Regions from separate parts of the Mus musculus genome. Here region 1 is linked to region 2. A link is a contact called in ENCODE Hi-C data. All regions are on one chromosome and are shown on one strand. The core of a region is the stretch at or near the end of the contact, and the rest is flanking DNA. Distances in the headings are between cores, read along the strand shown. Region 1 holds the start of Rab28 (RAB28, member RAS oncogene family). Region 2 holds the start of Wdr1 (WD repeat domain 1).

Evidence for each region. Hi-C counts contacts between places; a loop is a spot of excess contacts on that map.
Region 1: a map of heart shows a loop between it and region 2 (10-fold over the local background). The contact joins the promoter of Rab28 here to the promoter of Wdr1 in region 2. A Hi-C loop is called at or near these places in 2 of 37 maps with a recorded cell type or tissue (heart and left cerebral cortex).

Annotation. Positions count from the first base shown.
Region 1 is chr5:41,706,780-41,710,006 of GRCm38, reverse strand. Rab28 (RAB28, member RAS oncogene family) reads left to right here and starts at 1,828. Exons shown (of 7, transcript NM_027295.3): 1 at 1,828-2,102. The coding sequence starts at 2,028.
Region 2 is chr5:38,560,053-38,562,963 of GRCm38, reverse strand. Wdr1 (WD repeat domain 1) reads left to right here and starts at 1,265. Exons shown (of 15, transcript NM_011715.3): 1 at 1,265-1,448; 2 at 1,763-1,884. The coding sequence starts at 1,433.

The DNA.
Region 1 (3,227 bases), core at 579-3,078, 3.1 Mb before region 2:
TGTTTGAAGTTGTGGGGTCAGAGGTTCTAAATCAGTGCCACTGGACTGAACTTAAGGTGTGGGGAATATGTTCCCTCTGAAAGATCCAGAAGGGAATTTGTTCTCTCTCCTTGCCAGTTTCTTCTGGCCACCGGCATTCCTTGGTTTGTGGCTCCATCACTGCCATCTCTGTTTTCATGGTTATATTGCTCTCTCTCTCTGTCTCTCTCTGTCTCTCTGTCTGAGCCAACTCAGATTCCATTTCTTCCTTATAAGGATATATGTGAATGAATTGAAGTCTTACTAGATAGTCTTCTTGTTACTAGATCTGTAATCACATCTGGAAATTACATCTTTTACACAGGCTACTATTCGCTAAGGAGACCTTGATATCTTTACGTGATGTAGTCTACTACTACACCCTTCAGACTAAGTCCCATAGGTTTGTTCTCTTCTATGTCCTCAATGCTCAGAAGTGTTGTGAAGAAAGCAACGATCACTGATACTTGAAAGATTAAGCATTGTTGAGTCACCTTAAACATCTTTAGTGTGGGGAGATTTGGTTTGATCTGAGAAGTCATACATGGTAGAGCAATGGTATTAGGATGTAGTTAGTTGGAATTTGCAGTGAGAAACTATGAGAGATTATTCTAAGGACTAGATGTTACCCATCTATAGTTTAGGTGTTTCATGAATGAACACACTCCTTGAATGTGCAGGTATTAAAATAGTTTGTAATAATCCCGAAAAGCTATGTTAAAACCAGTGTTGTATTTGCAAAGATCCCTGATTTCATAAAATGCCTGGGATTCTTCTCACAACTTTTTGTTTACTCTTTGCAGGGGTCTACTACCTGGTCCTGTTATGAATGCTGTACCTGAGAATCCAATGACATTTTTGTATTTTGTGTTTTACTTCTATTTTCCTTTAGATTGTTTCTTGGAAATGTTCAAGTCTTATACACAAGATCTTTCCCCTTTTTACTTTACAAACAATGGCTTTAAATATTTAAACTCTCATTTAAATGCTCTTAGCTTGTCACAGATATTTAAAATACTGTTGTTACACACAACTGGTTTCATTTTATATAGCAGCATCATTCTCTGGAACTTCATACACAACAATTTTCCTCCAGCAAACTACACTTGTGAGATCCTGAAGGTAACACAGGCAAAGGAGGCCCTGATCCTACTATGGAAGGTTGTTTTAACGACACGGGAACCCCAGGGCTCCAGGGCCACTCTGAGGCTTGCAGAGGTAAAGACTATGATGGTTCACTCAGTTCTGTCTTACTAATGAAATTAGAGTCTGGGTCTTTAGAACGCGAAGAGTTAAAGAGGGTAAAAGGAGCCAGCACTAGAGCCCCAGGTCACTCTAAATGTCTCCCCCTCAGCTGTGGCCTTAGCAGTTTCCAGCAGCTCCACTAGCATACCAACCTCCTGGTGGGTGCTCACCTTCACCGACAGGAAGGATCCTGTGCACGCGCAGCCCGAAGCGTCCCCGGCTGCCCAGAAACAGACCCCGCCCCCGCGCCTCTTTCAGGCTCCAGGCTTCCATGGCAACAAAACCTCACCATGTCCCCGCCCCCTTGGACTAAATCAATCATGTGAGTTATGTTCTCAGACCTCATGAAAACAAGAAAGAAGGACAGGGCACCCGAGAGCTACTCTTCTCTAATGTGGTTTCACTTCACTGTAAAAAAAAAAAAACTTGCTTTTGTCTCCTAGCCAATGTTCCCCACGAGCAAACCGGGACGCCCGGTCTGCGTCTACGTACTCCCCCATTGCAGTGTGATGGTTGGAGCGGGGACGGGACGTCTTTTGAGTGACGCTAGGGGCGGGGCTTTCCGGGGGGCGGAGCCCTGCTGGGGGAGGGGAGGAGGGCAAGATGGCGGCCGGTGAGTGATTCTCCCTGGCTTCCTTCAGGGCGGAGGAGACGCCGGGGCGGGGGACCCGCTCGTGCAGCCCGCCGGCCTCCTCACCCCCGCCCCCGGAGGCCTCCTCTTTCCCGTCCTCCACCTCGGGGGCAGGCCAGCATCCTCGGACACCATGTCAGACTCTGAGGAGGAGAGCCAGGACCGGCAACTGAAAATCGTCGTGCTGGGGGACGGCACCTCGGGGAAGGTCAGTCCTCCAGCGGACCCGGCTCCCTGGGTTGCAGAAAGCGTGGTCCGGGTCGGGCGTGTCGGGCCCTCGGGGAGCGGAGCGCTGTCCAGCACTGCGTCCTCCCCAGCCTTGGCCTGGCTCGCCTCAGGCCGCGGCCTTGCTCGCGCCTGCGCCCTGTGCGCGTGCCCGCCGCCCGCCCGCCAGCCGGCCCGCGGGACCAGGCCAGCTCCTGGGGTGGGGGCCACCACCCGGACCCACACGAATGGCGACGATGCACTCTGGCCGAGGGCCCTCCCCACACGCTAGCTGCCTCTTGAGTGTCCTCTCTCACTTTAGTTCCATTCTTAGCACCCGTCCGTGCAAGGGTTCATTCAATAGGTATTTCTTGAGCTCCCGTGCTGGGCAGGAGGATGTCGGGGGACACAGGGACTTTAAAGCCTAGCCTTCTGCGACCGTTGGTTGCTGGGATGAATGGGCGCGTGCAGGAGAGGACCCGCAGGCAGTTAGTCCCCTGCCTCCTAGGTCCAAGTTCTCGACCCGAAGTTGTGAACTGACATGGGATAAACATTGCCTCGGTGCCTGGTACTTGCTCTAGGGAGAGGGTCCCTAGCGTCTCCGAGCGACTGCGGGTTAACCTTCCCACTAAAGCCATGCCGGCTTCTCCGGGCGCCCTCACACCTGTCGCAGCACTCCTGGGGAAGGTAGCTTAAGTTCCTCTTCCTCTGCCCCTGCCAGCGTCCCGTCTTCTCCCGCCTCTGGGACTGCGCTGGAGTTGGACCTGGTTTCTGTGGTGACAGCTTTTGCATCATTCCCGGAAGGAAGCTTTGCACACGCTTTCGTGCTTTGGTTCTGAAATTTGGGCTCCAAGGGCCGCTACACACGGTTTCATTCTAATTGCAAAAATTGGAGTCTTCTGTTATTCCATTCCTTGGGTTCCCAGGATACTTGCCCGTAGAGCACTGTCCCGAAGAAAACAGTCTAATGTGATGCTATTTTTTTTTTTTTTTGAGCAAAGAACAGAGCTTGGCTGCTTCTGTTTAGGAAGTGCACTTAAACGTTTCGAAGAAGCAAATTGTTGTACATCAGCATTATTTCTAAACTTTAATTCAACAAAAGCTAGAATATTTTTATAGGTTTCATTAC
Region 2 (2,911 bases), core at 16-2,515:
ATGGCTGGCCTCTACTCTGTCTTTCTGTCTCTACTATCCCCTCAACTCTCCTCCCCATGTCCTAAATAAGCTATTTCCATATTATACTGTTCTGTGGCTGGTACCTCAGGGGGAGGGGATGCCTCAGTTCAGGATGGGCCCTCAGAGGCACCCCTTTCCCCCACAACATACTGCACCTCCACCAAACATATCCCTGGCTTCTTTTTCTTTTCTTTTCTTTTTTTATATAAAACATAACAGGTGGGATCCCTAGACAAGCAATCCTGGCAAACAAAAGGTCACAGAGGGCAGGGGGTAACATTCATAGAACCTTAAAAATACTAGTCTATCAGCACAAGAGACTAGGTACTAAGGAAAACAGACTTTTCAAAAAATACTGAGGTTCCCACACAGGACCTACCGAGTACACTTAAACTCTTCTCTACGAAACCTGGGCACTCCTATAGGCTATAAATTCATTTAACTGCTAACTAGATGGCAGTTAAGATTAAGATAAGCTAGAGGAGAATCAGGTGGGTGTCCAGGTGAACCAGGAGAGTGGGGTGGGACTGGTCCGCAGGGTAATTAACAAACCTGGCTCCAAAGCAGAAATGGACTTTTTCATTTGCTGCAAATTCCTAAGAGCTCTCCTTTGAAAGCCCACTTTCCGGGTTTCCAACTAGGGCTTCAGAACTTTTCAATCAAGTAACCAGAGGACTTCATCTTGCCCTAATCAAAACCTGCGAGACTCAGAAAATTCCAGGTTTTGCTTTCTTTCCCTCTCCATGAAAAGAATTCCACCCTCACGCCCTCCCCAGAGCGTGTTAGGAAACAACCCCTGCCATCCTTAAGAATTACAGTTCTTTATTCTTGGCTTCTTTGCTACTAGGAAGTTTCATGCAGGAGGGAGAGGGAGTGAGACGGGGAAGTTCCTAAACATACCCAGTGAAAGGCAAACAAACAAAACCCCATACGCCCAGTGGCTTCAAGTCTTTTGCAAGCCGGGGCGCCAAGCTGGCGTTGGAAAGCTCGAGAAAGATCTGCTCCACAAGAAGGCTCCCGGTGCAAAGGCAGACAGCCCAAGAAAAAAAACCCTCCCGCCCCGCACCTACAACCCTCCGCGCCGCCTTTTCACGGGTCGCGTCACGTCACTTCCGGGGCGGGCCCGCAAGCGGGGCGGGGCGGTGTCCGCGCAGGCTCGTGGGGCTGCAGCCTCCGAGCCGAGCGCTTGACTATATATGGTCAAAGCTGGGGGCGAGCCGCGCCGGGGCCGCGCTTCCGGGTTGGGTTGTCCGCAGCGGTAGCGCGCGGGGCAGGCGCGTACGGGTCTCGGAGCCGGGTCTCGGACCGCCCCCTCCGCGCCCGGCACGCCCGGCGCCGCCTTCCGCGCTGTCCCTGGGCTCGGCCACTGCGAGGTTCCACTCGAGCGCAGCGCCGTAACAAGTGGGCGAGGATGCCGTACGAGATCAGTGAGTGCGTGGGCCTCCGCGCGCGGCCGCCGGCTTCTGGGGTCGGGTGCAGGCGGGAGGGCGCGGCCGGGGTCTTGCACGGCCGCGGGGGTGCGGGCCGGGGACCCCGGAGTGGGCGTTGTGGACTGGGCCGGCCGAGCTGCGGGAGGGACCCCGGGGCCTGACCGCCGCCGCCCGGGAAGTCCGCCGGTCGTGCCCGCAGGCGGCAACAGGTGACCGGCTCGGGACCCCCAGCGCTGACTGACTGCAACTCCCTGGGTCCCGCGAGGCCGGGATTGCCCCTCATGCACCGTGCCGGGTTTGTATCTCCCCAGAGAAGGTGTTCGCCAGCCTCCCCCAGGTGGAGCGGGGCGTCTCTAAGATCCTCGGTGGAGACCCCAAGGGCGATCATTTCCTCTACACCAATGGCAAGTGCGTCATCCTAAGAAACATCGATGTGAGTACTCTTGTGCCCGGCGGGGCCTGCTTCCGTCCCTACCCTGCGAGCTACCTTCAGAGTCGGGAAATTCTTGCCCTTCCGCCCCCTCACCTCCCAGTCAGTTGGCCTGGGGAGAGGGGAGCCACGCCCCTTCTGCCCAGGAGCCACACCTTGGAGGCTCAGTGGACTGGACTGGACTGGTGGTGGTGTCATCCACCTCTACCCCCACAGCCCCGTAGACTGGCAAACTAAGACTTGGGTCTCTTCAGTCCTTAGAGCCAAGGGCTTTGAGTCTGCTGCTGCTTGATCATGGGGTGGCTGTTGATTGGCCCTTCCTGAGCCCAGTTTCCGCATTGGGGAAATGGAGATAGGGAAATGATCCTCCACTTCCCCTGGCTGCCTTGGCTGGCTGAATGAGCTGGTCAGCTGTCCTAATGCTGTCTGTACCTGGCATAAATGGAGCACTTGGTAAATGGCCCTTGTGCTTAATCATCCTAATACCCTGGGCTTCCTGGTATGCTAGAGCCCAGGCCTACACACCCTGTCCTCTGAATGCCAACTGTTACAGACTTGAGTCTCTGAGAGGAAACAGGAACTAGTGAATTCCTCTGGATGGTTCTCTGAAAATGACCTGCTGTCCCCAGAGCAGCAGCTTTTTGGGAGGCCCTTGCAAATTCATGTTTTTTTCCTCTGGTTGTTGAAATGAGTCAGTCTGCTGGGCCTCCTCTCCATTTCCAGGATGTGGCTCAAATCTTGTCTCTCCCGTGCTCAGGCCTGAGGAATGGTGTAGGGTAGAAGCTGAAGGCTGGACTTAGGGCTATGCTTGGCAAAGGGCTGCTAGAGGGGTGGAGGGTTTGATTGACTCTTCCACCAAGGCTGTCACCTTCAGCTCCTGCACGCCAGGAACATCATTAGTCAGGTGAAGTAGCTCATGACACCCCTATCCTCCAAGAGCCTCCCAGCTGGCTGAGGGTAGACCCCAGTTTTTTTGTAAAAAGAGGCTGCAGTTTTGAACTGTGGTGGCTGCTGGCTGTGTCTTTGTAAG